2 separate regions of the Homo sapiens genome follow, and region 1 is linked to region 2. A link is an interaction called in ENCODE POLR2A ChIA-PET data of the cell type or tissue named here. Cell type or tissue: GM12878. All regions are shown on one strand. Links, peaks and the distances in the headings refer to the core of each region. The heading gives the core; the rest is flanking DNA.

Region 1 (16,040 bases), core at 8,200-10,699, 530 kb before region 2:
CCAGCAGGAGTTCGTCAGAGCTCTGGCAGCCTTTCTCAAAAAGTCTGGGCAGCTGAAAATCCCCAAATGGGTGGCCAAGCATAAAGAGCTTGCTCCCTGTTATGAGAACTGGTTCTACACACGAGCTGCTTCCACAGCGCGGCACCTGTACCTCTGGGGTTGGCTCCATGACCAAGATCGATGGGGGACATCAAAGATGGCATCATGCCCAGCCACTTCAGTCGAGGCTCCAAGAGTGTGGCCCGCCAGGTTCTCCAAGCCCTGGAGGGGCTGAAAATGGTGGAAAAGGGCCAAGATGGGGGCCACAAACTAATACCTCAGGGACAGAGAGATGTGGACAGAATCACCGGAGAGGTGGCAGCTGACAACAAGAAGCATTAGAACAAACCATGCTAGGTTAATAAATTGCCTCGTTCGTAAAAATAAATAAAATAAAATAAAAATAAATAAATAAATGTGGAGGGCAGAATTTATCCATTATTATCTCTTGTGAAGCAGACAAAAGCCACAGTATTCAAAATATATTTATAAGAATCTAGAACCTGTGTAACTTCCCTAGGTTTGTTGTTTTTGTTGCCCTGGTCTAATTATCCAGGGTGAAAAGCTCTTGAATGTTTGTCTGGGGTAACAAAGAGAAGGGGGGAGGGTTTGGGAGGGAGGAATTGCCCCACTCCAAATCTGCCTCAGGGGGTAGCTACCAGAAGAGGAAAGTAGGCCTTGGAACTTGCTGAGGGAATCAAGTTGAAGACAGAGCCTGACTGGGCCTGAGACAGACCCCCGGGCTAAGAGTTGAAAGGCACAGTGTGTTGAATAAAGTGAGCCAGGTTCAATCGTTTCCTGAGGCACAGGCATATCCGCAGCCTTCCAAAGCAGCCTTCCAAATCTGTCTTCTCCGGGAGAATCTTCCCCTCGTCAGAGCTGGTATCTCACAGGTGAAAATGTGAAGTAATCTCTAACAGCCCTGGGAGGTGAATGCCCAGCAAAGTATTTATCCTCAAACAACCCCCTCCTGGCACATTTGTCTGGCTATGTATTTCTGTAATTAATTGATGTTGTTCAGTTAAGATCTATTAAATTCTTGTCTGAAAATAAACGTCATCTGGAACTCCATGTGTTAAAACAATAAAAGCAGTGCTGTTCCAGTTAAGGTGGGAAAGGGAGAGGGGTGCTGAGTCCCGCTTCCCCTCAGCTTTGCCTCATCCACCCACCCCACTTAGCATCCCCAAGGCCTTTCCCAGGAGCCCTAGCATTCTGAAACTCATAGCTTGAAAAAAACAGATTGAGGATATTATAGCACCTGCTACATCGTTTTATAATAATCTGCTATTTGTGATTACTTATGCCACTGTTTTCTTCCACTACTGCAAATAAACAGATTCATCTTCTTCAGATACCATCTCATCATGTACTTAAGGCCTCTAGGAAGATTCTGGTTCTCAGAAGTTCAAGTCAGAGGGGCTTAAAGATGGCTGGTACTTGCCTCCTCCACAAAGAAGAACCTAAATAGTGAGTAGATAGTCACATTTCAAATAGGTCATCCAAAAAAAACACTGGAATTCATTGGAGAAGTGTCAGGAAACACCTAAGGCAAGGAATAAAAGGGAAGCAAGGCAGCCTGCTCAGCCAGGACCAGCTAGGAGTCTGTAGAGACTCCCCATTGTGGGGAAAAGGGAAGTGAGAGATGCCTCGTGGTCCACATTCTCACCGTGGACTCCTGCAGTCCCAGCCATGCGTGGACTCCTGCAGTCCTAGCCATGGTAGAGCCCCTGACCCACAGGGGCCCTGAGACGAAAACAGAGAGCTTCCTGGAGACCACACAATGGCACTGCCCCAGAGAGGGAGTTCACACTGGATCCCACACATCCCCAAGGCATCAGCAGCTCCTGTGCAAGGTGCTATTTTGAGAGCCCAACACCATGCGAACGGCACTCTCCCTGGGACCCAGCAGTGCCTGCATCTCCATGGCCCTGGCGCCCACTGAGATTCCCCACCTGCAGCTACCACCACAGCTGGCTGCTGCCACTGAGGCTGAAGTGCAGGCCACTAACCCCACTCCCTCCAGAAGCAGAGCCACTGCACATTTTCACACACCCAGACAGAATCCTCTGCACATAGCTGTTGTTACTATGCTGCTGGGGCTACAGTGTGAGTGAAAGGGCTGCTGCCATTAGGTCTGAAGCATAAACCAAGCTCGCCTACATATAACTGCTGCCACTGAAAGCAACTTCACCCTCTCCAGGAGCAGGGCCATAATGCAGTTTCTGCTGCCACAACCCTAAGCATTCTGCTGGGGGCCTGGGGATCACTCTGTTTCTGCCTACCACAGCCAGTGCCAGTATGCACCATTGTTGTGGGGAGCTGACTACAAGCCTGCTCAGGCTGGCTTTCCCATAATCCATGCCAGAGCATATAGTCTGTGGGCCTGAGGTTCATCCAGCCCAGTCCACTAGTGTCAGCACCTGAAAACTCCTCCTGGGGGCCTGAGGTTGGCCCCACCCACCCTTCCACTACCACCGCAGCTGGCACCTACTTGCACACAACACCTGCAGACCTGGAGACTAGATGGCCTAGCCCATTGCAGCCACTGCCAACACCACTGCATACTGCTTGGGACCCAGAGAATTGTCTCACCACTGCCACTGCCATCACTCACAACATGCCTACTGTCCAGGTTCCTGAGAAGCTGCCCACCTGCCAGCCAACCACTGCCACCAGCATATGAACAAGCCACCTGGAAGCCCAAGAATCAGCATGCTTGGACCCGCTAACACTGGTGCCAGCATATGCCACCCTCGGGCTTAAGGACAGACACACTCAGCCTACCACTGTCACCATTAGGTCCCAAAGACTGGCCCACCTGGTGTCCCAGTCCCCAGCAATACTTCACCACAGCCTCCACTAATGACCTCATCCTAAGCCATTGAAGAAATCACAGACATCACTAACACTGCCTATAGCCATAGAAATCATACAGAGACTACATTACTGTACACACCCAGAATCAAGGCCAAAGTTTCCTACACAAACAATACCATAGATACATCTTCAGGAAAAAGTCCTCCCCTATGAAAGCAAATTCAAAAACTGGAAGAAGCAACTGTTACACCAAATGCACAGATGTCAATATAAGTACACAGGAAACATGAAACAGCAAGAAAGTATGACACTTCCAAAGGAACATAATAATTCTCCAGTAACATATCTAAGTAAAAAAAGAAATTTATAAAATCCTAAAAAAAGAATTCAAAATATTGATTTTTAAAGAGGCTCAGTGAGATACAAGAGAATCCTGAAAAATACAAAGAAATCAGAAAAACAATTCAAGGTATGAATGAGAAATTTACCAAAGAGATAGTTATCATAAAAAGAATCAACCAGAAATTATGAAACTACAGAATTCATTGAATGAAATAGAAACTACAGTTGAAAACTTCAACAATAGACTACATCAAGGAGAAGAAAAGAGCTTCAAATTTGAAGACAGGTCTTTTGAAATAAACCAGTCAGACAAAAATAAAGAAAAAATAATTTTAAAACATGAGCAAAGCTTATGTGACTATTAGGACACCATAAGGTGACCAAATATTCAAAATTTCAGAGTCCTAGAAGGTGAAGACAAAATGAAAGTTATTTAACAAAATAATAGATGAAAACTGTCCAAGTCTAGCAAGAAAGCTAAACATCCAGATACAAGAGGCTGAAAAATTCCCAAATAGATACAATGCAAAAAGGTATTCTCCACAGCACATTACAGTTAAACTGTCAAAAGTCAAAGACAAAGAGTTCTAAAAACAGCAAAAGCATCTAGCACTTGTTGGGAACAGGCCCCCCAAAATCTGGCCATAAACTGGCCCCAAAACTGGCCATAAACAAAATCTCTGCAGCACTGTGACATCTTCATGATGGCCATGACGTCCACACTGGAAGGGTGTGGGTTTACCGAAATGAGGGCAAGGAACACCTGGCCCACCCAGGGCAGAAAACCACTTAAAGGTGTTCTTTTTTTTTTTTTTTTTTTTTGAGACGGAGTCTCGCTCTGTCGCCCAGGCTGGAGTGCAGTGGCGGGACCTCGGCTCACTGCAAGCTCCGCCTCCCGGGTTCACGCCATTCTCCTGCCTCAGCCTCCCAAGTAGCTGGGACTACAGGCGCCCGCCACTACGCCCGGCTAATTTTTTGTATTTTTAGTAGAGACGGGGTTTCACCGTTTTAGCCGGGATGGTCTCGATCTCCTGACCTCGTGATCCGCCCGCCTCGGCCTCCCAAAGTGCTGGGATTATTAAAGGTGTTCTTAAACCACAAACAATAGCATGAGCGATCTGTGCCTTAAGGACATGCTCCTGCTGCAGACAACTAGCCAAACCCATCCCTTTATTTCGGCCCATCCCTTTGTTTCCCATAAGGAATACTTTTAGTTCACCTATAATCTATAGAAACAATGCTAATCACTGGCTTGCTGTTAATAAATATGTGGGTAAATCTCTGTCTGAGGCTCTCATCTCTGAAGGCTGTGAGACCCCTGGTTTCCCACTCCACACCTCTATATTTCTGTGTGTGTGTCTTTAATTCCTCTGGCGCTGCTGAGTTAGGGTCTCCCCAACCGAGCTGGTCTTGGCAGTCACTTATAAAGGAACTCCCATCAGACTAACAGCAGATTTTTGGCAAAAACCTTACAGTCCAGGAGAGAATGGGATGATATATTTAAAGTGCTGAAAGAAAAAAAAATGGTCAGTGAAGGATACTATAACCAGCACAGTTATCCTTCATTAGTGAATGAGAAATAAAGCCTTTCCCAGACAAGCAAAAGTTTAGGGAATTCATCACAACTAGATCAGTCATACAAGAAATGCTTAAGAAATTCTACACTCAGTAGTGAAAGAAATATATCTACCATCATGAAAACACATACAGATATAAAACCCACAGATAGAGTAAACTCAAAAACAAGAAAAATACTCAAACATTATCACTATGGAAAACCACCAAACCACAGTGATAAACAATAAAAGAGAAATAAAGGAACAAAGGATACAAAAAATAACCAGAAATATATTAATAAAATGACAGAAATAAGTCCCCACATATCAATAATAACCTTGAATGTAAATGAATTAAACTTTCCACTGAAAAGATATAGACTAACTGAATGGAGAAAAAAACATGACCCAACTAAATGCTGCCTAAAAGAAATTCATCTCACACATAGACACATGTAGACTAAAAGTAAAGGAATGAAAAAAGATATCCTATACAAATGGAAACCAAAAGTGAGCAGAAGTAGCTATACTTACATCAGATAAAACAGACTTTAAGTCAAAAACAGTTAATAAAGACAAAGAAGATCACTATATAATAATAAAGGGATCAGTTAAGCAAGAAGATATATAACAATTCTAAACATATATGCACCCAACACTGGAGCACCCAGATATAAAAGCAAACATTAGATTTAAAGGGAGAGATAGATTCCAATACAATGATAGTCGGGGATTTCAACACTTCATTCTCAGCATTAAACAGATCATCTAGACAGACAATTAACAGAAAAAAAAATAATTTAAACTACATACTAGACCAAATGGACTGCCAGATATTTACAGAACATTTCCCCCAATAGCTACAGAATACATATTCTTCTCATCAGCACACAGAACATTCTTTCAGGATACATGATATATTAAGACACAAAACAAGTATCGAAAAATTTTTAAACATTAAAATTATATGAAGTGTCTTCTCAGACCACAGTGGAATAAAAGTAGAAATTAATAACAAGAGGAACTTTGGAAACTGAACAAATACATGGAAATTAAACAATATGCCCCTGAATGACAACTGGGCCAGGGAAGAAATAAAAAAATTTCTTGAAACAAATGAAAATAGAAACACACACAATATACCAAAACCTGTGGGATACAGCAAAAGCAATGCTAAGAGGGAAGTTCATAGCAAATAAGTGCCTACAGCAAATAAGTAGAAAGATTTCAAATAAACAATTTTATGATGCACCTCAAGGAACTAGAAAAGCAAGGACAAACCAAATCCAAAATTAGTAGAAGGAAATAAATAATAAAGATCAAAGCAGAACTAAACACAATAGAGACTAAAAAGAAAAAAAAACCCAAAACACCAAAGGATCAATGAAACAAAAGTTGTGTTTTTTAAAATATAAACAAAATTGATAAATCACTTGCTGGACTGAGAAAAAAGACAGAAGACCCAAATAAACAAAATCAGAAATGAAAAAGAAGACATTACAACTGATAAGACAGAAATACAAAAGATAATCAGAGACTTTATGAATAATGATACACTATCAAACTGGAAAAGCGAGAGTAAATGGACATATTCCTGGGACACATATAGCCTACCGAGATTGAATCAGAAATGTTAAAAGAGAAACTTCAGCTGAATTAAATTTAAAGGAGTTTAATTGAACAATGAACGATTTGCAAATGAGGCAGCCTCCATAATCACAGCAGATTCAGGAGACTCCAGGGATGCCTTGTGGTCAGAACAAATTTATAGACAGAGCAGACACAGTGGCTGATGCCTGTAATCCTAGCATTTCAGGAGGCCAAGGTGGGAGGATCATTTGAGGTCAGGAGATTGAGACCAGCCTGACCAACATGGTGAAACCCCATCTCTACTAAATATAAGAAAAAAAAAAAATTAGCTGGGCATGGTGGTGGGCACCTGTAATCCCAGCTACTCAGGAGGCTGAGGCAGGAGAATCACTTGAACCCAGGAGGCGGAGGTTGCAGTGAGCTGAGATTGTGCCACTGCACTCCAGCCTGGGCAACAGAGCGAGACTATGTCTCAAACAAACAAAAAAAAAAACAAAAAAAACAAAAAAACCTTACAGACACAAAAAGAGAAATGACGTACAGAAATCGGAAGTGAGGTACAGAAACACCTGGATTGGTTAAAGGTTGGCGTTTGCCTTATTTGAACACAGTATGAACACTTAGCAGTCTATGAGTGGTTGAAATATGGCCACTGGGATTGGCCAAGACTCAGCTATTGTTCCAGGCTCATACTCCTAAGTTAGGTTTTCGATCTTGTCTGCCTATTAAGCTAGGTTACAGTTCATCCATAAGGACTGAAATATAGAAGTACGGAGTCCTTCTCAGGCCATAGTTTGCTTTAACAGGAAGAAATAGAAAATCCTGAAAAGATTAATAACAAGTAATGAAGTCAAAGCAGTAATCAAAACTCTCCCAACAAAAGAAAAAGCTCTGGACTAAATGACTTCACTGCTGAATTCTACTAAACTTTAGAAAAGAAATTAACACCAATTCTCCAAACTATTTCAGAAAATTGAAAAGGAGAAGCCTCTCCCAACTAATTCTATGAATCCAGCATTACCCCGTTACCAAAACCAGACAAAGATGAAACAAAATAAATAAAGAAAGAAAGGAAACTCTGGGCCAATATATCTGATGAATACAGATGCAAAAATCCTCAACAAAACATTAGCAAATTGAATCCAAAAGCGCATTTTAAAAACCCACTATAACAAAGTGGGATTTATCCCAGGCATGCAAGTATGGTTCAACAAATGCAAATCAATAAATGTGATACATCACATCAACAGAGTGAAGGACAAAAGCCATATGATCATCTCAATAGATACAGAAAAAGCATTTGATAAAAATTCAACATCCTTTCATGATAAAAGCTCTCAACAAAACAGGCACAGAAGGAACATGCCACAACAAATTAAAGGCCGTATATGACAAACTCACAGCTAACATTATACAGAATGGGGAAAAGCTGAAGGCCTTTCCTCTAGGAACTGGAACAAGACAAAGATGCCCACTCTCACCACTCCTATTCAGCATAGGAGTGAAAGTCCTAGCCAGAGCAATCAGGCAAGAGAAAGAAATAAAAGGCACCCAAATTGGAAAAGGGAAGTCAAATTGTCCTTCTTTTCTAAAGCTATGATCTTATACCTAGAAAAACATAAAGACTCCATCAAAAAACTCTTAGATATGATAAATCAGTAAAGTTGCAGGATACAAAATCAACACACAAGAATCAGCAGCATTTCTATACAACATTAATGAACTAGCCAAGGAAGAAATCAAGAAGGCAATTCTATTTATGATAGCTACAAAAATAAATTTAAAAAAATACCTAGAAATACATTTAACCAAGAAAGCGAAAGATCTCTACGAGGAAAACTACAAAATACTGATGAAAGAAATTGAAAAGGATTGAGAAGAACAAGATAGCTGACTAGATGCAGCCAGGAAATGCCTCTCCCACTGAGAGAAACCAAAAATTGACTAATCCAACACATTTCAAACAGATCTTTTGAGAGAAAATACAGAAAGTCAATAGAGAGGCAACACCGACAATAAGGTTGAACAGGGTGGAAGCTGGGAATACTTCATAGAGTTGCTGAGCACCAGGACCAGCTCCTGGCCCTAAGCAGGTCCTAAGGAAGAGATTCAGCTACAAGAGATCCCATGACCCCCATAGACATTTTAATTTGCAGGGGAACTGCCTGGAAAGTAGGCAGAGGCAGAACTCGAACCTGTGCTAAGCCCAAAAGGTTTTGCATGGGGGACAACTGCAGCAAAATGTGACCATAGGTGTCCATCCTCCAAGGCTCTCCATTTTGCTCTGAGTGACTCTAGCCCTTGCTGACTGCCAGGCTGGGAGAGAGCAGAGCTGTCTTTCCTGCAGTACTAGGGTGCATCTGATCTGCACACCCCCCTATCCACTGGCTCCTCCTAAGGCCCCTGCCTGGCTGCTTGTGCAAGAGCGTGCACACACTTGCCCCACCTGATTGCTTTGCTGGTGGCCTGGGAAAGATTCAGCCTCCCCCATTCCTCAGCACAGCCAGTGCTCAACCCCAAGGGGCCAAAGGACAAAGCCATGGGGCAGGTCCCAACTCCCCAGGGTTTGAGCACATAGCTCAGGGGTATCGAGCTCAGATCTGTGGCCTGAGCTCAAGCAGGTGAGGAGCCCCCACTCTCAGAACACCTCAGAAGAGTGAGGTGCAGGTTCATGTACTAGTGTGGGATTTGGGCATGCCTCCCTCCACAAAAATCAGTCTGGGAAGGGTGTACCCTGTTTAACAGCCCACAGCCTCTGCCCAAGGGAGCCCCTAAGCCCAGAACACCTAACACCCCAGCAATCTGGGCACAGAAGGCTTGGAACAAAACTAGCTGTTTGGGCCTGCTACGGGGGCAGACACCGGAAGGAGATTCAGTCAGGGGAGCACAAGCTGGGTAGTCCCCACAGTTTTCTGCTGAGCAAAACCCCCCAGTCATGAGTCATGGGTGCTGCACCAGCTGTGCACCCATGACAACACTGCCCTGAGGATCCTCCAATCTTGACCCACTGCATCTACAGACCATCCGCAGACATACTCCATAACTCACTCTGACTATGTCAAACACAGAGGACCAGTGGATCTCAGGGGAGCTGTGGGTCTCCTGACAACCTAACCATTGACTCTGGCCACCCAAGGGAGGTGGGAGTGTAGCCTCCCAGGGGCCCTTTTGGGGCTAAGGAAATGCAGGCATGATGCCAATGATTAGAGGGTGCTCCTCCAAGGCCTAGGAGCAAACTTGGGGTCGTCTCTCACGCCCGACATCTCTCCCTCCACAAAGCACTGCTGTGAATGCCCTGAAATATAAAAGAGGCACATAGCTGAGTGACAGCCTATTTGCTGGCCCTTACTCTTAAGCTCCATCTACTGGAATGCAGCCTGAATTATACCACCAATCAAAAATTCCTTTAGCATACATTGACTATGAAACCCAGTACAGGAATCTAGTCACAACTCAATAACCCATACAGAGCCTTGGCCCTCTGAAAACACTCAGAAATGAAGCCAATCAACTATACACAATACACACCACAGTCAAAGCCTCAAGAGAACAAAAGCATATAAAAACAAAAAGCCCCATCCAAATAACAGCAACTTCAAAAGGATAAACACCAGCTCTCTCAGATAAGGAAAAATCAACACAAGAACTCCAGCAATCAAGAAGAAGGAGTGTTTCCTTACCTCCAAATGGTTGCACTGGCTCCCCAGCAATGAACCCTACCCAGATTGAAATGTGGCTGAATTGACAGATACAGAATTCAGAACCTGGATGGCAAAGAAACTCAGTGGTACTCAGGAGAAAGTTGAAACCCAATCCAATGAAGCCAATAAAGTGATACAAGAGTTGAAATAGCCATTTTAAGAAAGAACCAAACTGAACTTCTGGAATAGAAAAATTCACTATAGGAATTTCAAAATTCAGCTAGAGGCATGAACAACAGATTAGACCAAGCTGAGGAAAGAATCTCAGAGCTTGAGGACCAGTGCTTTGGATCAACCCAGTCAGACAAAAATAAAGCAAAAATAATTTTACAAAATGAACAAAACAACTGAGAAACGTCAGATTATGTAAAGAGACCAAACCTACAACTCATTGGCATTTCTGAGAGAGAAAAAGAGAGAATAAGCAACTCAGAAAACGTTTGAGGATACGGTCCATGAAAATTTCTCTCCCCAACCTTGCTAGAGAGGTTGACATGAACTTCAAGAAATTCAGAGAACCCCTGTGAAATACTATGCAAGATGACCATCCCTAAGACACATAGTCATTGTACCTTCCAATGTGAAAGAAAAATACCTTAGGCCGGGCATGGTGGCTCACGCCTGTAATCCCAGCACTTTGGGAGGCTGAGGCAGGCAGATCACGAGGTCAGGAGATCGAGACCATCCTGGGTAACACGGTGAAACCCCGTCTCTACTAAAAATACAAAAAATTAGCCAGGCGTGGTGGCGGGCACCTGTAGTCCCAGCTACTCGGAAGGCTGAGGCAGGAGAATGGCGTGAACCTGGGAGGCAGAGCTTGCAGTGAGCCAAGATAGTGCCACTGCACTCCAGCCTGGGTGACAGAGTGAGACTCTGTCTCCAAAAAAAAAAAAAAAAAAACCTTAAAGACAACTATAGAGAAGAGGCAGATCATGTACAAAAGGGAATGCTAACAGGCTAACAGCGAACTTCTCAGCAGAAACCTTGCAAGTCAAAAGAAATTGGGGGATTATTTTCAGCATCCTTAAAGAAAAGAAATTCCCATCAAGAATTTTATATTCTGCCAATCTAAGCTTCATAAGCAAAGGAGAAATAAAATCTTTTCCAGAGAAGCAAACATTAAAGGAATTTTAGGTCTTTAAGGGAGTTCTAAACAAGGAAATGAAAGAATGATACCTACTACCACAAAGCACACTTAAAGACATAGCCCATAGACCCTATAAAGCAATTAACTACACAATCAAGTTTACCAAACAACAGCTAACAGCATGATGACAGGATCAAAACCTCAAATATCAATATTAATATTGAATGTAAATGGTCTAAACACCCCACTTAAAAGGCACGGAGTGGCAAGTTGGATAAAAAAATAAGACTCAACTGTCTGCTCTTTTCAAGAGGGTGTCTCACATGTAATGACACCCGCAGGATCAAAGTAAAGGGATCTATCACGCAAACAGAAAACAAAAAATAACAGGGGTCATTATTCTTATATCATATAAAACAGACTTTAAATCAACGACAGTTAAAGAGACAAAGAAGGGCATTACATAATGATAAAAAGTTTAATTCAACAAGAAAACTTAACTATCCTCAGTGTATATGCACCCAACATTGGAGCACCCAGATTCATAAAACAAGTACTTCTAAACCTACAAAAAGACTTAGACAGTCAGATAATAATGGTGGGGGACTTCTACACCCCAATGACAGTATTAGACAGATCACTGAAGTAGAAAACTAACAAAGAAATTCTGGATTTAAACTCAACTCTTGATCAATTGGACCTAACAGACATCTATAGAATACTCCACCAACAACCATAGAATATACATTCTCCTCATATGCACATCAGCCATACTCTAAGACTGACCACATGGTCAGCCATAAAGCAAGTCTCAATAAATTTTAAGAAATGTAAATCATACCGAGCATACTCTCAAACCATGGTAGAATAAAAATAGAACTCAATACCAAGAAGATATCTCAGAACCACACAACCACATGGAAATTAAACAACTTACTCCTGAATGACAGATAATGAAATCAAGGCAGAAATAAAAAAATTCTTTGAAATTAATAAAAACAGAGACATAACACACCAAAGTCACTGAGATGCAGTAAAAGTAGCATTAAAAGGAAAGTTTATAGCACTAAATGACTACATCAAGAAGTTAGAAAGATCTCAGGTTAACAGTCTAATATTGTACCTAGAGGAACTAGAAAACAAGAACAAACTAACCCCAAAGCAAACAGAAGAAAAGACAGAACTAAATCAGAGCAGAACTGAATGAAACTGAGGTGAAAAAAATTCATACAAAGGACCAACAAAACCAAAAGTTTGTTTTTTGAAAGGATAAACAAGATTGATAGACCACCAGCTAGATTAACAATGAAAAAAAAGAGACAAGATTAAAAAAAGGAAAATCAGAAATTACAAAGATGACATTACAACCAATCCCACAGAAATACAAAAGATCTTCAGAGACTATTTGAACACCTCTATGCAAACAATCTAGAAAATATAGAAGAAATGAATAAATTCCTGGAAATACACAACCTCCCAAGATTGAACCAGGAAGAAACTGGAACAGGCCGATATTGAGTTCCAAAATTGAAGCAGTAATAAAAACCTACCAACCAAAAAAAGCCCTGCACCAGATGGATTCACAGCTGAATTCTACCAGACATACAAAGAAGAGCTGGTACCAATCCTACAGAAACTATTCCAAAAAATCAAGGAGGAGGGACTCCTCCCTAACTCATTCTATGAAGCCAGCATCATCCTGATACCAAAATCTGGCAATGACACAATGAGAAAATAAAACTACAGGCCAATATCCCTGAGGAACATAGATTCAAAAATCCTTAACAAAATACTAGCAAACCGAATCCAGCAGCACATCAAAAAGTTAATTCACCACAATCAAATAGGTTTTATTCCTGGGATGCAAGTTTGGTTCAATATACACAAATCAATAAATGTGATCCACCACATAAACAGAATTAAAAACAAAAACCATATGATCATCTCAATGGACACAAAAAGCTTTTGATAAGATCCAGCACCCTTTTATGATAAAAACTCTCAACAAACTAGGCACTGAAGGAACACACCACAAGATAATAAGAGCCATTTATGACAAACCCATGGCCAACATCATACTGAATGCACAAAAGCTGGAAGCATTCCCCTTGAGAACTGGAACAAGACAAAGATGCCCACTCTCACCACATAGTACTGAAAGTCCTAACCAGACCAATCACGCAAGAGAAAGAAATAAAAGGCATCCAACTAGGAAAAGAAATCCAACCCATCTCTCTTTACCGATGATATGATCTTATACCTAGAAAACCCTAAAGGCTCCACCAAAAGGCTCCTAGAACTAATAAACCTCTTCAGTAAAGTTTTAGGATACTTTAAATCAATGTACAAAAAAAATCAGTATTATTATTATTTTTTTGATGGAGTCTCACTCTGTCACCCAGGCTGGAGTGCAGTGGTGTGATCTCGGCTTACTGCAAACTCTGCCCCCCAGGTTCAGGTGATCCTCCTGCCTCAGCCTCCTGAGAAACTGAGATTAAAGGTGCCCACCACCATGCCCAGCTAATTTTTGTATTTTTTGTAGAGACAGGGTTTCGCCATGTTGGTCAAGCTGGTCTCAAACTCCTGACCTCAAGTGATTCACCCATCTTGGCCTCCTGAAGTGCTGAGATTACAGGCGTGAGCCACTGCACCTGGCCTAAAAATCAGTAGTACTCTATATACCAATAATGTTTAAGCTAAGAGCCAAATCAAGAATGCAATCCCATTTACAATAGCCACAAAAAATACACCAAAATATATCTAGCCAAGGAGGTGAAAGATCTTTACAAAGAGAGCTATTAAACACCGCTGAAAGAAATCAGAGATGATACAAACAAATACAAAAACATTTCATGCTCATGGATCGGAAGAATCAAGATCATTAAAATGGTCATACTGCCCAAAGCAATTTATAGATTCAACACTATTCCTATCAAACTACCAACATCATTTTTCACAGAATTAGAAAACCGTATTCTAACGTTCATATGGAACCAAAAAAAGAGCCTGAATAGCCAAAGCAATCCAAAGCAAAAGGAACAAAGCCAGAGGCATCATATTACCTGACTTCAAGGTAATATACTACAAGGCTACAGTAACCAAAACAGCATGGTACTGGTACGAAAACAGACACATAGACCAATGGAACAGAATAGAGAACCCAGAAATAAAGCTGCACACCTACAGCCATCAGCTCTTCAACAAAGTCAACAAAAACAAGCAATGGTGAAAGGACTCCCTATTCAATAAATGGTTTTGGGATAACTGGCTATCCATATGCAAAGAATGAAACTGGACCTCTACCCATCACCATATACAAAAATTAACTTATGATGGATTAAAGACTTAAATGTGAGACCTCAAACTATAAAAATCCTAGAAGGAAACCTAGGAAATATCCTTCTCAACACTGGTCTTGGCAAATAATGTATGGCTAAGTCCTCAAAAGCAATCACAACAAAAACAAAAATTGATAAGTGGGACCTAGTTAAAGAGCATCTGCACAGCAAAAGAAACTTTCAACAGAGTAAACAGACAACCTACAAAATAGGAGAAATTATTTGCAAACTATGCATCCAACAAAAATCTAATATCCAGAATCTAATGGGAACTTAAACAAATCAACAAGCAAAAAGCAAATAACCCCACTGAAAAGTGGGCAAAGGACATGAACAGGCACTTCTTAAAAGAAGACATACACATGGCCAACAGACATATTAAAAAATGCTCATCATCACTAATCATCAGAGAAATGCAAATCAAAGCCGCAATGATATACCATCTCACATCAGTCAGAGTGGCTTTTATTAAAAAGTAAAAAAATAACAGATTTTGGTGGTGCTGCAGAGAAAAGGGAATGCTTGTACACTGTTGGTAGGAATGTAAATTAGTTCAGTCACTGTGGAAAGAAGTTTGGAGATTTCTCAAAGAATTAAAAATAGAACTATTATTCAATCCAGCAATCTCATTACTGGGTACATACCCAAGGGAAAATAAATAGTTCTACCAAAAAGACACATGCACGCATATGTTCACTGCAGACATATTCATAATAGCAAAGACATGGAATCAACCCAGATGTCCATCAATGGTGGACTGGTTAAAGAAAATGTGGTAAATATACACTGTGGAATACTACACAGCCACAAGAAAGAATGATTTGATAGCACAATAGGGGAACTATTAGTCAATAATAATTTACTTGTACACTTGAAAATAACCAAAAGAGTGTAACTGGATTGTTTGTAACACAAAGGATAAATGCTTGAGGGGACAGATACCAAATTTTCAATGATGTGATTATTATGTATTGCATGCCTGTACCAAAATATCTATGTACCCCATAAATATATATGCCTACTATGTATCACAAAAATTAAAAATAAAAAAAGTAAAAAAGAGGTAAACAAAAGAAGAAGAAGAAGAAGAAATAACAAAATTATGTCTTTTGTAGCAAGATGGATGGAGCTGGAGGCCATTATCCTGAGTGAACTAATGCAGAAAGAGAAAATCAAATACTGCATGTTCTTGTCTATAAGTGGGAGCTAAACATTGGGTACACATGGACATAAAGATGGGAACAATAGACACTGGGGACTACTAGATTGGGGAGAGAGGGAGGGAGGCAAAGGCTGAAAAACTATGTATTGAGTAATATGCTTGATACCTGGGTGACAAGCTTCAATTGTACTCCAAACCTCAGCAGCACACAATATACCTTTGTAACAAACCTGCATACGGACCCCTGTATATAAAAGTTGAGAAAAAAGCCAAAAACAAAAAAGAAATTGAAAAGCACACAAACAAAGGGTAAGACATCCCATGTGCATGGATTGGAAGAATTAATATCACTAAAATGACTATACTTCTCAAGTAAATCTACAGATTCACTGCAATTCTTGTCAAAAT
Region 2 (16,040 bases), core at 4,863-7,362:
CAGCCTTCTGTGTAGCAAGGACCATAGGCACATACCACCATGGCTCGCTAGGTCCATTTTTCCTTACTAAGCCATTCTCTCATCTAGAGAGAGACTAAATGTCTTCTGTTATGAGGAGAGATAGTCCATGATCTCCAAGGTTGCTTCCCTCTCTAAAGGTATGGAAGTGAGGATAAGCTTAGTGTAGTCATGGGCTATTAAGAAAGAATTTCTAGAGCTACGAGATTACACTGGGAGTAATAGGAAGTAAAGGAAGAGAGATACTAAAAGGCCTTATAAATCACATGAATGACTGAGGAGTTAAGTCTGTTTCTGGTCTAACCAGGACACAAAATTAGTGAGGCTTAGAAAAGCTCAAGTGGAGACAGTCACAATGAAAACAGCTCCCTCTCCTCCTCTGCCATATCATGTCTTATTCTTTAAATACTAGCTCAAGTCCCATTTCACCAACATGGTCCTCTCTGACAGCCTCAGTCTTACTAACTTTGCCCTTCTCTGAAATGAAAAACTTCTACAGTCTGTATCAGACAAATTAACATCTTATTATATGGTGCTTTTATGTTGTCCTCTATTTGTTTCCTATATAATTATCTTGTTCCCAAACTAAAAGATAATCTTCTAGAAAAGGACCATCTGGCATATTTTTTCTCTTCTACCACCATGCTTAGCATAATGCCAACAAGTATTTATTGATTTGAATCACTGACTTGATTGATTCACTGACTTATACAATTCATATTAAGCACCTACTATGTATCATGCATGTGGATAAAATGGAGAACAAGATAGATGTCCTTGCTATCAAGGAGCTTATAGACTTCTGAAGGAAGTTACTATACAGCATGGTAAGGAAAGGCAAGAGTGCTTTAGGAGTATATAAGAAAGGCTTCCTGAAGGAAGCATCACTCAAGCCAAGACCTGCCTGGAAATAAAAAGGAATGAACCAAAAGAATTGGCATTAGAGAAAATTATGTCCCAGGCAAAGAAACCTGTATGCATAAGGGCCCAGAGGCACATGAGGCCTGGTACACATCAGAAACAAAGAAGGTTAGTTGAGTCGAAGTTCACCATGTGAGGAGGAGGGAGGGAATGGTCAGAGATGAGACTGTATTAGAACAAATAAAGGAACAGAAGCAAGCAATCCAGAAAGAAGAAAAAAGGATTTTAAAGGAAGTGGCATTATCAGATTTGTATTTTAGAATTATCACTCTGGCTGTAGCAAGGAAAATGAAAGGAACAGAGGCAACCCTACAGAAGCTACTGTAATGATCCAGTTGAGATAAAATGATGGCCTGCACCAAGCAGGGTGACCAGAAACAGAGAGATGCAGGTATTTAGACAGCTGAATCAAAAGAACATAAGCGACTAAGGGTGGAAAGAATGGGGCCAGCTGGGCGCGGTGGCTCACGCCTGTAGTCCCAGTACTTTCGGAGGCCGAGGTGAGTGGATCACTTGAGGTCAGGAGTTCGAGACCAGCCTGGCCAACACAGCGAAACCCCATCTCTACTAAAAATACAAAAATTAGCCAGGTGTGGTGGCAGGCGGCAGGCACCTGTAATCCTAGCTACTCAGGAGGCTGAGGCAGGAGAATCACTTGAGCCTGGAAGGCGGAGGTTGCAATGAGCTAAAATTGTGCCAGTGTACTCCAGCCTGGGTGACAGAGTAAGACTCCATCTAAAAAAAAAAATGGGGTCAAGAATGACTTCAAGCTTTTTGACTTGGGTGGGTAGTGTGGTATTAAGAAATACAGGGAATAAAAGAATAGGCTACGTGAACAGGATTGGAAAATGATTTATTGCATTTGACATGGTGAGTTTACCACACTCAATTATTCTTATATATGTCTTAAAATTATACTGCAAATCTCAAAGGAGGGGAGTGCTACGGAGATCAACATCATCGTGATACTATGCATAACTACTGAAAACTAATGTAATTTAGATGAATCTTCAGACTGAATGCAAAAAATATTTAGCCTCACTGCAAAATCAGAAAAAGTAGCATAAAATTTTAATGAGAGCCAGGTATGGTGACTCACCCCTGTAATCCCAACACTTTGGGAGGCTAAGGTGGGAGGACTGTTTGAACCCAGGAGTTAAGACCAGCCTAAGCAACATAGTGCGACCCTGTCTCTACAAAAAATTTAAAAATTAGCCAAGCATGGTGGCTAATCAGGAGGCTGAGGTGGGAGGATCACTTGAGCTGGAGAGGTTAAGGCTGCCGTGAGTCATGATTGCACCACTGCACTCCAGCCTGGGCAACAGAGTGAGCTCTGTCCCAAAAAAGAAAACTTTAATGAGAAAATTTACACTGTTTCTTGTTCATTTTTTAAAAATTATATACATTTAATGAAGCGATTTTTTAAATGAAAATGTATAACCTAAATCAATGGTATTTTTGAATCAAGAATATTTGACAATTAAACAAATATATATCCATCATCCACTATTTGCAAGACAATGTGGAAATATTTAGCCTAAAGAACAAAAACCTAAGAATCATAACAATCATTGACATTAAGCAACTGAAAGGTTGATAAGTGAACTATTTCTTCATCATTCAATCTATCCAGAAGTGGAATAAGCTGTATCATTAAATAACAAGCATTCCAGCTCCAGAAGTATTTAAGAGGCCAATTGATCATCTGATGGAGATATAAATAATAATGCTAACATTTATTGGGTATTTACTCTTGCCAGGTATTATGCTATGTACTTTATATTATCTCATTAGCTATTTCACACTATTCCTAAGAAGTAAGAACTATTATCACCACATAACAGATGGTAAAAAATTTACACAGATGTAGAATGAATCTCTACATTGGTTGGAAGGTTGAAATACCTTCTAATGGCTATCTGACTTTATGATATTAATATAAAACCTGAAATTAAAAGCATTATTTATTTTATGCATTGTTCAAAAAGCAAGCAATACCATTTCCTAGTAATTCATATGTAACACTGTGATGTTCATGAAAATATAAGGTATATTCTCTATATGCAAACTCTACTCATATAAAATATAAAATACACATAAAGGACCATTCTAAGGAAAATAATAAGAAAAAGTAATATACAGAAAAATTTAGGTTAGGGCAACTCTAGATTACTTCTCCCTGAGTTCTAATCCCAACATCTTCACTTATAGACTATGCTCAGTTTCCTCACCTCTAAACTGGGGATAATAATAGTATCTACCCTACAGGATGATTGTAAAGTTAAATGAGATGACAGAGTGCCTGACACACAGTAAGAACACAATAAATACTAGCTATTCTTATCATGTCTGCACAGACCTGCTGAAAAACATCCTCTTTGGGGTCACGTTTGGTCCCTGAGTGAAGGGTATTCACATGGGCCCCCTCACTGTCACTGGTGACAGATGACCGGCACTCTGGGCCATGTAGCAGGTCGTCCCATAACATGTCCTCAGTCTCCGAGTCATGGCGGGTGCTTTCTGAGTCTCTTCTTGACATGTTGAGGCTTCGAGAGCCACCACTCACACCCGATCTAGAGCCCTTTAAAGGAAAACAAAAAGCAAAAAATGTTATTCATCTTTAAAAATAATTACATGTGAAATAAAATTAAAACAACTTATCTACAGCAATGGCTTGAAAGCCTTCAGAAGTCAATCACCATGAATTCATTTTTTCACAGGGCTTCACGTAACAATAATGCTTTTTTATTTTTTGATACAGGGTCGCGCTCTGTCACCCAGGCTGGAGTGCAGTGGCATGATCATAGCCCACTGCAACCTCAAACTCGGGCTCAAATGATCCTCCTGCCTCAGCCTCCTGAGTAGCTGGCACTACAGGTGCATACCATCACACCCGGATATATATATATATATATATTTTTTTTTTTTTTTTGTAAAGATGTGGTCTCATTTTGTTGCCCAGGCTGGTCTCCGACTCCTGGTCTCAAGCTATCCAACAACCTCAACCTCTCAAAGTGCTGAGATTACAGGCATGAGCCACCATGTCCAGCCAATAATAGATTTTAATATTTAAATGTTAAACTCTGATGTCTCTAGCAAGCAGTACTCCCTCTAAGAAGCTACTGCCATGTTATGGAACTGATCAACTAAGGTGTTCTGGGAGGGGAGTGATTCCTGTAAGCACACCAAGATGACCCACTCAATTGGCTTAGCTGAGCTTTTTGACACACACAAAGTGACCCCAACTCTAAATATTGTGAACTTGACTACAGACCTACTCGTGAACAGGATTCAGCTCCAAAACGTTAAAGGATAATCAGTCAAAGAAAAGTACCAACATAAATATGAAAGTTATTCCATGACCACAATTGCCTTATTAATCAAAATAAAAGAAAAAACCACACCACCACCATCTACTCTGCTCACCTCTGAGTTACAATTTTCCAAATAATATAATATGCCCTTTAGCTCTCATGATGAGATTTACTACTCCCATCTTTCAGAACTCCTTTCTCAAAAATCTGTCTTCATCAGCATCAATCCAATTTATGATGTTTAAAAATAAACTTCATATGCCAAGTGAATATTTAATAATCTCATTATTTAGGGATTAAGTAACCTCCTGCTGGGCATCATCTGTGATACTTTTAAGCTTAGGGTCAATGTAGGAAAATATTCTTTCTAGGTGTGTAGTCATTAAAAGCTGCTAGATAAGGAGATGGGTAATTGGAGACAGGGAAGGGCTGGCAAATATTAATGTAAATGCTACTTTAGGGCAACCAATAAAAAAAGGAATGGATAAAGTTATTACCCTCAAAAATATACCTTGATTTCTCAAAGGGATACTTTACCTGGCTGAAGGCTGCTGATTCAAATTCTGATTCAGCCAGACTATCTGAATCCCGCACAATATGACACCACCTTGTAGTGGTTTTCTTTACCTGCCAAAAATCAAACCAACAAGCAATAGGAAAATATGTTAAATGCTTTGTTACTAACTTCAATGATTCAGTCCTATACTTTCATAAACTAAAATAGAAATTACCTGAGAGTTTAGGTGCCTTGAAAGTATTGATTTTCTATTCTTAACTTCACAACCATTGTCACTTGAGGCCCCTTCCACACTCCTACGCAATAATATCATCTGTGTCCGTGCTTCACCATCTTCTTCACTTGACAGGTCATCAGACACCCCATTACCCAAACGCCTAAAAGCCTCCTACAAAGAGAACAGCAATACCTTCACAGGGGACAGCCCAAAATATTCTAATAAGCTGCATGTGTAAAAACAAAAAAAAATCATACAAAAACTACCAAGCAGCAAAAGTAAACTAACCCAAAACTGAACAAATCCATATATTACTTAATCTCAATTAAGAAAAATATTTAGTTGAAACTAAATATCCTAAATGAAGAGGCAGTGTTATGTAGTATTCAAAAACCAAGACTCAAGTCAAACTCTAAGCCTGAATCACAGCTCTTCTACTTACTAGATACATAACCTTGAGCAATTTACTAAATCTGTTTGGAGCTGAGTTCCCTCATCTAAAAAGAAATTATAATAAAAGCATCTATTTCACAGGTTTGTTGAAAATAAATGAGATAAGTTAGTATACGTAAAGTACTCAGAACAATGCCTGGTTATAGTAACGGCTCAATAATTCTTAGACTAAATGCCACAATCTAACCAATAAGAAAACAGTTTAAGACTATAAAAGTGTGTAGCTAGTTTTAGACATAGAGCAGACCATGTCTACTTAAACCTACAAAATAATTTCCCAAACTCTTACTATACTATCACTGCTTCTCTGGAATATGACCCAGCACCCTCTTCACTAATCTGTTTATTAAATCTACCAGCCTACTGCTAAGGCTGGATAACTCACAAAATTTTTTTTTTTTTTTTTTTTGAGACGGAGTCTCGCTGTGTCTCCCAGGTTGGAGTGCAGTGGCGCGATCTCGGCTCACTGCAAGCTCCACCTCCCAGGTTCATGCCATGCCATTCTCCTGCCTCAGCCTCCCAAGTAGCTGGGACTACAGGCGCCCGCCAACACGCCCGGCTAATTTTTTGTATTTTTAGTAGAAACGGGGTTTCACCGTGTTAGCCAAGATGATCTCGATCTCCTGACCTCGTGATCCGCCTGTCTCGGCCTCCCAAAGTGCTAGGATTACAGAACTCGCAAAATTAATAACAAGTCCAGTACTATAAATTTTAAGACTAAGTTCCAGTCTTCATGTGGTATCTTCTTTTCATATCCTGTGGTTTTACTTGTTAGGACAAATTTATAAACCTACTAGTACCTATTTTATATCTCTAACAGAATCTTAATAGGAAAATGTTACATGGGGAAAAAAACCCCTTGTTAAATCCATCTAAATCTTACCCTACGGCACTTTTCTCCATCTGAAAATTTTGCTTTCTCTCTTGTTTGCCACATTCTAATCTCTGGTCGACATTGTCTCCTCTTAATGATAGGATGGACACAACTTGGGTCATTGTCAGTTTCAGTCCCTTTGTTAGATATTAATTTTACTCTTTTAATCCTATTTTTTAAAAAAGGAAAAGAAGATTAATTTTTTGAAAGTAACACCTTTCATGAAACCACTTTCTTTTAAGGAATACGCTATATTATTCTGGAAATCAAGAAAATGCAGGAATCATATTTTTCAGGACTTTAGCTTGCTAAGTAAGGGTGTAGAATGACAAAATACTCACTCACAGACTCAGAATGTGAGTCTATTCTTCAAAGACTCATGTCAATTAACTGAAAGGAAGCATATACTTTTCAGTGTTGCACAAAAGTAGGTTCACAGTCCTCTCCACATCTTCTCAGACACAATGCAACTCCTACCTTATATCGTCTGTTATTGCCACTCCACTAGCCCAGTAGACTTAGGTGCACATGACCTATTGAGACACCAGCTGGGTGGCCAGGGAGTGCATTTTTGCCACCCTTACTGCAAAGCCAGGCAGTGTTGTTCACAGCCCAGGAAGAGACAGAAGAGTAAAAAGGACTTTGTCTTGCAACTTGGATACCAGCTCAGCCAGAGTAGAACAAGGGACCAGAGTCCTGAGGCCCCCATTCCAGGACCTAGCTTATGGATGACATTTCTAGACACACCTTGGACCAAAATGCAACCAGCACATTTGAAGGGAAGGATCCAGTCCTGGCAGGAGTCATCACCTGCTGACCAAAGAGCCCTTGGGCTCTGTATAATCAACAGTGGTAGCCAGGCAGTACTCACTGTGGGCATTGGGTGAGACTCAGAGCCATGCTGGCCTCAGGAGGGACCCAGTATATTCCCAGCTGTGGTGGCTACAGGGAGAGACTCTTTCTGCTTGAGGAAAAGAGAGGGAAGAGTAAAGGGGACTCTGTCTTACAGGCAGGGTACAAGCTCAACCACAGTGGGGTAGAACACCAAGTGTGCTCTTGAGGTCCCTGATTCTAGGCCTTGGCTCCTGGATGGTATTTCTGGACGCACTCTGGGCCAGAGGGGAGCCCGTTGCCCTGAAGGGAGATACCCAGGCCTATCAGCATTGACCACAAGCTGACCAAAGAGCCCTTGGACCTTGAGTGAATATCAGCAACAGCCTTGCAGTACTTGCTGCAGGCCTGGGGCAGCGGTGGCCATGGGGAGAGATTCCTCTGCTTGAGGAAACGGGAGAGAAGAATGAGAAGGAGTTTGTCTTTTGGTTTGGGTGTGAGCTCAGCTGCTGTAGAATAGAATGACAGGAAGATTCCTAAGGTTCTCAACGCCAGGCCCTGATAGCGTCTCTGGATCTGCCCAGAGCTAGGGTAACTGGCTGCCCTAAAAGGAAGGACATAAGCCTGGCTGGATTTGCCACCTGCTGATTGTAGTGCCCTTGGGCTTTGAGTAAACATAGGTGGTAGACAGGCAAGTGGTCACCATGTGGACCTTGGGCAAGACCCAGTGCTGTGCTGGCTTCAGACCTGACCCAGGCCAGTCCCAGTATTAATGGCCACAGGGGTGCTGTGTCACTCCTCCTGGCTCCAAGCAGCTCAGCACAGAGAGAAAGAGACTCCATTTGTTTGGGAGAAAGTTAGGGAAGAGAACAAGAGTCTCTCCCTGGTAATCCAGAGAATTCTCCCAGATCTGACCCAAGACCACCAAGGCAGTAACCTCTACAAGTCTGCAGGAGCCACAACATTACTGGGCTTAGGGTGCCCCCTAATGCAGATACAGCTGCAGTGACCAAAGACTTAGATCACAATGCCCAATTCCCCTCAAATACTTGGAAAGCCTTCCCAAGAAGGACAGGTACAAAGAAGCCCAGACTGTGAAGACTACAATAAACATCTAACCATTCAATGCACAGACACTAATGAACATCCACAAGCATCAAGACCATCGAAGAAAACATGACCTCACCAATATCTAATAAGATACCAGTGACCAATTCCAGAGAGACAGAAATATACAACCTTAGAGACAGAAAATTCAAAATAGCTATTTTTAGCCAGGCACAGTGGCTTATGCCTGTAATCCCAGCAGTTTGGGAGGCCAAGGGACAGGTGGATCAGTTGAGCTAAGGAGTTCAAAACCAGCCTGGGCAACATGGCAAAACCTCGTCTTTACAAAAATTAGCTGGGTGCAATGGCATGTGCCTGTAGTCCCAGCTACTTGGAAGGCTGAGGCAGGAGGATCACTTGAGCCTAGGAGGTGGAGTTTGCAGTGAGCCGAGATTGTACCATTGCACTTCAACCTGAGCAATGACAGTGAAACCCTGTCTCAAAAAAAAAAAAAAAAAAAAAAAAAAAAAAAAGCTATTTTGAGGAAACTCAAACAAATTCAAGAATACACAGAAGGAATTCAGAATCCTATCAGATAAATTTAACAGAGAGAGTGAAATAACTAAAAAAAAAAAATCAAACAAATTCTGGAGCTGAAAAATGCAACTGACATACTGAAGAAATGCATCAGAGTCTCTTAACAGCAGAATTGATCAAGCAGAAGAAAGAATTAGTGAGCTTCAAGACAGTATATTTAAAAAGACACAGAGGAGACAAAAGAAAAAGAATAAAAAAGAATGAAACACACCTAAAAGATCTGGAAAATAGCCTCAAAACAGCAAATCTAAGAGTTACTGACCTTAAAGAGGCGGTAGAGAGAGAGACAGGAGTATAAAGTTTATTCAAAGGGATAATAACAGGAAACTTCCCAAATCTAGAGTAAGATACCAATATTCAAGTACAAGAAGGTCATACAATACCAAACAGATTTAACACAAAGAAGATTACCTCAAGGCATTTAACAATCAAACCCTCAAAGATCAAAGATAAAGAAAGGATCCTAAAAGCAGCAAGAGAAAGGAAACAAATAGCATACAAAGATACTCCAATATTTCTGGCAGCAGACTTCTCAGTGCAAACTTTACAGGCTAGGAGAGAGTGGTATGACATATTTATTTACTTACTTATTTTTCCCTTTTTTTTTTTTTTTTTTTTTTTGAGATGGGGATCTCAGTTGCCCAGGCTGGAGTTCACTGTCACAATTACAGCTCACTACTGCCTCAACGTCCTGGGCTCAGGCGATCTTCTTGTCTCAACCTCCAGCATAGCTGGAACCACAGGCACAGGTCACCACATCCAGCTGATTTTTTATTTTTATTTTTGTAGAGACTGGGTCTCCCTAATGTTGCCCAGGTTGGTCTTGAACTTCTGGCCTCAAGCAATCCTCCCATCTTGACCTCCCAAAGTGCTGGGATTATAGGCCTGAGCCACTATGTCCAGCCGGTCTGACATATTTAAACTGCTAAATGAAAAACCTTTTTGTCCTACAATACTATACCCAACAAAAATAAACTTCAAACAAGAAGTAAAAATAAAGACATCCCCAGAAAAAAACAAAAGCTGAAGGATTTCATCAACAACAGACCTGCCTACAAGAAATGCAAAAGAGAGTTCTTCAAATTGAAAGAAATGACATTAATGAGCAATAAGCAATCATCTGAAGGTACAAAACTCATTAGTAATAGTAAATACACAAAAAAGACAGAATATTATAACCCTGTAATTGTTATGTGTAAACGACTCATATCTTCAATAGGAAGACTAAAAGATGAACCAACTTAAAAGAATACAACATTTCAAGACATAGACAGTATAATAAGATATAAATACAAACAACAAAAAGTTAAAAAGCAAGGGGACAGAGTGAAAGTGTACAGTTTTTATTACTTTTCTCTTTGCTGGTTTATGAGTTTGTTTGCTTGTTTATGCAATCAGTGTTACCAGTTTAAAAAAATAGGTTATAAAATATTATTTGCAAGCCTCAATGTAACCCCCAAATTAAAAAAATAATAAAAGATGCATAAAAAATAAAAAGAAATAAATTTTAAAATACCCCTAGAGAAAATCACCTTCACTAAGAGGAAGATAGGAAGGAAAGAAAGAAGAGATCACAAATGAACCAGAAAACAACTAACAAAGTGGCAGGAGTAAGTCCTTACTTATCAATAATGGCATGGAATGTAAATGAACTAAACTTTCTAATCAAAAGACATAGAGTGGCTTAATGCATTAAAAAAACAAAATCCATGATCTGTTACCTACAAGAAACAAACTTTATAAAAGATACACACAGGCTGAAAATAAGGGGATGGAAAAAGATATTCCATCCCAATAGAAACTAAAAATTAGCAGGAGTAGTGTATTAGTTCATTTTCATGCTGCTGATGAAAACATACCCGAGATTGGGAAGATAAAGAGATTTAACTGGACTTACAGTTCCACATGGCTGGGGAGGCCCCTGAGAATCATGGCGGGAGGTAAAAGGCACTTCTTACATGGTGGCGGGCAAGAGAAAATGAGGAAGAAGCAAAAGCGGAAACCCCTGATAAACCCATCAGATCTCGTGAGACTTATTCACTATCACGAGAATAGCATGGGAAAGACCAGCCCCCATGATTCAATTACCTCCCCCTGGGCCCCTCCCACAACCCACTGGAATTCTGGGAGATACAATTCAAGTTGAGATTTGGGTGGGGACACAGCCAAACCATATCATTCTGCTCCTTGCCTCTACAAACCTCATGTCCTCACATTTCAAAACCAATCATGCCTTCCCAATACTCCCCCAAAGTCTTATTTCAACATTAACCCAAAAGTCCAGCATCCAAAATCTCATCTGAAACAAGGCAAGTCCCTTCCACCTATGAGCCTGTAAAATCAAAAGCAAGCTAGTTACTTTCTAGATACAATGAGGATACAAGTATTGGGTAAATACACACGTTCAAAATGGGAGAAATTGGCCAAAACAAAGGGGTTACAGGGCCCTTGCAAGTCTGAAATCCAGTGGGGGAGTCAAATTTTAAAGCTCCAAAATGATCTCCTTTGACTCCAGGTCTCACACATCCAGGTCACGCTGATGCAAAAGGTGGGTTCACATGGTCTTGGGCAGCTCTGTCCTTATGGCTTTGCAGGGTAAAGCCTCCCTCCTGGCTGCTTTCACAGGCTGGTGTTGAGTGTCTGAGGCTTTGCCAGGAGCACAGTGCAAGCTGTTGGTGGATCTACCATTCTGGGGTCTGGAGGATGGTGGCCTTCTCACAGCTCCACTAGGTGGTGCCCCAGTAGGGACGCTGTGTGGGGGCTCCGACCCCACCTTTTCCCTTCCACACTACCCTCACAGAGGTTCTCCATGAGTGCCCTGCCCCTGCAGCAAAACTATTGCCTGGGCATCCATCTTCTGAAATCTAGGCAGAGGTTCCCAAACCTCAATTCTTGACTTCTGTGCACCTGCAGGCTCGATACCACGTAGAAGCTGCCAAGGTTTGGAGCGTCCACCCTCTGAAGCCACAGCCTGAGCTGTACATTGGCCCCTTTCAGCCATGGCTGGAGCAACTGGGACATGGGACACCAAGTCCCAAGGCTGCACACAGCATGGGGACCCTGGGTCCGGCCCACGAAACCACTTTTTCCTCCTAGGCCTCCAGGCCTGTGAAGGGAGGGGCTGCCATGAAAGTGTCTGACATGTCCTGGAAACATTTTCCCCATTGCTTGGGTATTAATGTTAGGCTCCTTGCTACTTATGCAAATTTCTGCAGCCAGTTTGAATTTCTCCCCAGAAAATGGGTTTTTCTTTTCTTCTTTTTTTTTTTCTTTTGAGACAGAGTCTCGTTCTGTCACCCAGGCTGGAGTGCAGTGGCGTGATCTCAGCTCACTGCAAATGCCACCTCTTGGGTTCAAGCAATTCCCCTGCCTCAGCCTCCCAGGTAGCTGGGATTACAAGTACCCACCATCATGCCTGGTTAATTTTTGTATTTTTTTAGTAGAGATGGGGTTTCACCATGTTGGCCAGATTGGTCTTAAACTACTGACCTCAGGTGATCCACCCACCTCAGCCTCCCAAAGTGCTGGGATTACAGGCGTGAGCCACCACGCCTGGCCTGGGTTTTTCTTTTCTATCGCATAGTCAGGGCACAAATTTTCCAAACTTTTATGCTCTGCTTCCCTTATAAAACTGATTGCCTTTAACCACACCCAAATCACCTCTTTAATGCTTTGCTACTTAGAAATTTTTTCCGCCAGATACCCTAAATCATCTCTCTTAAGTTCAAAGTTCCACAAATCTCTAAGGGAGGGGCAAAATGCCACCAGTCTCTTTGCTAAAACATAACAAGAGTCACCTTTGCTTCAGTTCCCAACAAGTTCCTCATCTCCATCTGTTACCACCTCAGCCTAGACCTTATTGTTCATATCACTATCAGCATTGCTGTCAAAGCCATTCAACAAATCTCTAGGAGGTTCCAAACTTCCCACATTTTCCTGTCTTCTTCTGAGCGCTCCAAACTGTTCCAACCTCTGCCTGTTACCCAGTTCCAAAGTTGTTTCCATATTTTCAGGTATCTTTTCAGCAACACCCCACTCTACTGGTACCAATTTACTGTATTAGTTCATTTTCATGCTGTTGATAAAGACATACCTGAGACTGAGAAGAAGAAGAGGTTTAATTGGACTTACAGTTCCACAAGGCTGGGGAGGCTTCAGAATCACAGCAGGAGGTGAAAGGCACTTCTTAGATGGTGGCGGCAAGAGAAAGAAGAAGCAAAAGCAGAAACTCCTGATAAACCCATCAGATCTTGTGAGACTTATTCACTATCACGAGACTAGCACAGGAAAGACCAGCCCCATGATTCAATTACCTCCCCCTGGCTCCCTCCTGCAATACGTGGGAATTCTGGGAGATACAATTCAAGTTGATATTTGGGTGGGGACACAGCCAAACCATATCAAGTAGCTATACTTATATTGGTCAAAATAGACTTTAACTATAAAAAGAGTTAAAGGTCATTATATAATGATAAAGGGGTCAATGCAGCAAGAGGACAAACAATTGTAAATATATATGCACCCAACACTGAAGCACCCAGATACATAAAGCAAATATTATTAGAGTTAAAGAGAGAGACAGACTCCAATACAATAATAGCTGGAGACTTCAACCTCATTTTCAGCATTAGACAGATCATCCAAATAGAAAAACCAACAAAAAAAATTGGACTTAATCTACACTACAGACCAAACAGACCTGACAGACATTTACTAAACATTTTACCTACTGGCTATAGAATACACATTTTTCTCCTCAGTGCATGAATCATTTTCAGGGATATACCATATTATAGCCAAAAAACAAGTCTTAAAACATTCCAGAAAATTAAAATGATATCAAGTATCACCGGGAGGGTACAGCCTCCCTCCTGGCTGCTTTCATGGGCTGGTGTTGAGTGTCTACGGCTTTTCCAGGTGCACAATGCAAGCTATTGGTGGATCTACCATTCTGGGGTCTTGAGGACAGTGGCCCTCTTCTCACAGCTCCACTAGGAAGTGCCCCAGTGAGAACTCTATGTGCGGGTGCCCACCCCACATTTCCCTTCCACACTGCCCTAGCAAAGGTTCACCATGAGTGCCCTGCCCCGGCAGCAAACATCTGCCTGGACATCCAAGCATTTCCATACAACCTGTGAAATCTAGGCAGAGGTTCTCAAATCTCAATACTTGACTTCTGTGCACCTCTACAAAAAAATACAAAAAATTAGGGAGGGAGGGATGTGGTGGCACATGCCTGTGGTCCCAGCTACATGGGGGACTCACACACAAGAATCACTTGAACTGGGAAGCAGAGTTTGCAGTGAGCCAAGATCATGCCACTGCACTCAAGCCTGGGCAACAGACTGAGGCTCTGTCTCAAATATTAGTAACAATAAGATAAAATAAATAAATAAAAAGATCATTCATCACGACCAAGTAGGGTTATACCAGGGATGCAAGGATGGTTCAACATACATACAAATCAATTAACGTGACACATCATACCAAAAGAATGAAGGAAAAAAACCATATAATCATTTCAAATGATGATGAAAAAGCATTTGATAACATTCAATATCCCTGCATGATAAGAATTCTCAAAAATCAGGGTATAGAAGGAACATACCTCAAAACAATAAAAGTCAAGTCACATAACAGACCCACAGCTGGTATCATACTGAATGAGGAAAAACTGAAAGCCTTTCCTCTAAGATCTGGAAAATGACAAAGATGCCCACTTTCATCACTGTTATTCAACATAGTACTAGAAGTCCTAGCTAGAGCAATCAGACAAGAGACAGAAATGAAAGGCCTACAAATTGGAAAAGAAGAATTCAAATTACCTTTGTTTACAGATAATAAGATCTTATATTTGGAAAAACCTACAGATTCCACCAAAAAACTATCAGAACTGATAAACAAATTCATTAAAGTTGCAGGATACAAAATTGACATAAAAATCAATAGCATTTCTTTTTTTTGAGACAGAGTCTTGCTCTGTCGCCCAGGCTGGAGTGCAGTGGTGTGATCTTGGCTCACTGCAAGCTCCACCTCCCGGATTCATGCCATTCTGCTGTCTCAGCCTCCCAAGTAGCTGGGACTACAGGTGCCCGCCACCACGCCCGGCTAATTTTTTTTTTTGTATTTTTAGTAGAGACAGGGTTTCACCATGTTAACCAGGATGGTCTCAACCTCCTGACCTCGTGATCCGCCCGCCTTGGCCTCCCAAAGTGCTGGGATTACAGGCGTGAGCCACTGCGCCCAGCCAAAAATCAATAGCATTTCTATATGCCAACAGCAAACAATCTAAAAAAGAAATCAAGAAAGTTACACGATTTCTAATAGTTTCAAATAAAATTAAACACCTAGCAATTAACCAAAGAAGTGAAAGATCTCTATAATGAAAACTATAAAACATAGATGTAAGAAATTGAAGAGAACGCAGCCGGGCGCAGTGGGTCACGCCTGTAATCCCACCACTTTGGGAAACCAAGACGGGCGGATCACGAGGTCAGGAGATCGAGACCATGGTGAAACCCCATCTCTACTAAAAATACAAAAAATTAGCCGGGCACGGTGGCGGGTGCCTGTAGTCCCAGCTCCTCTGGAGGCTGAGGCAGGAGAATGGCATGAACCCAGGAGGTGGAGCTTGCAGTGAGCCGAGATCATGCCACTGCACTCTAGCTTTGGCGATAGAGCGAGACTCTGTCTCAAAAAAAAGAAATTGAAGAGAATGCAAAAAATATGGAAAGATATTCCATAGTTTATGAACTGGAAGAATGACTATTGTTAAAAATATCCATATTAACCAAAGCAATCTACAGATTCAATGCAATCCCTATAAAAATAACAATGACATTCTTCACAAAAATAGAAAAAACAATCCTAAAATTTACATGGAATTGGCCAGGCATGGTGGCTCACACCTGTAATCCCAGCACTTTGGAAGGCCAAGGTGGGCAGATCACCTGAGGTCAGGAGTTTGAGACCAGCCTGGCCAACATGGTGAAACCCCATCTCTACTAAAAATACAAAAAAAAAAAAAAATTAGCCAGGCGTGGTGGCAGGCGCCTGTAATCCCAGCTACTCGGGAGGCTGAGGCAGAATTGCTTGAACCTGGGAGGCAGAGGTTGCAGTGAGCCGAGATCGCGCCATTGCACTCCAGCCTGGATGACAGAGGAAGACTCCATCTCAAATAAATAAATAAATAAATAAATAAATAAATAAATAAATAAATAAAAATAAAAATTATATGGAATCACAAAAGAC

Evidence for each region. ChIA-PET counts read pairs that join two places held together with the same protein. Peaks named below come from ENCODE experiments on the same cell type or tissue, not always from the same donor. Only the 100,000 strongest peaks of a DNase experiment are listed, where the experiment ranks them.
Region 1: POLR2A ChIA-PET joins it to region 2 with 5 read pairs; 2 of 35 experiments call an interaction of 5 or more read pairs at or near these places.

The regions. Positions count from the first base shown.
Region 1 is chr1:113,169,023-113,185,062 of GRCh38, forward strand. It overlaps the pseudogene RPS19P2. Among named protein-coding and RNA genes, the nearest start is that of LRIG2, 100 kb to the left of the region's middle. RefSeq lists enhancers at 9,007-9,086, 9,167-9,366. In GM12878, for the core only: no CTCF peak of the experiment used is centred there; a DNase peak (open chromatin) is centred at 9,254.
Region 2 is chr1:113,706,956-113,722,995 of GRCh38, forward strand. It overlaps PHTF1 (putative homeodomain transcription factor 1), which reads right to left. Exons shown (of 19, transcript NM_001323043.2): 8 at 6,324-6,483; 9 at 4,985-5,158; 10 at 4,791-4,880; 11 at 3,299-3,520. Among named protein-coding and RNA genes, the nearest start is that of PHTF1, 45 kb to the right of the region's middle. In GM12878, for the core only: no CTCF peak of the experiment used is centred there; no DNase peak of the experiment used is centred there.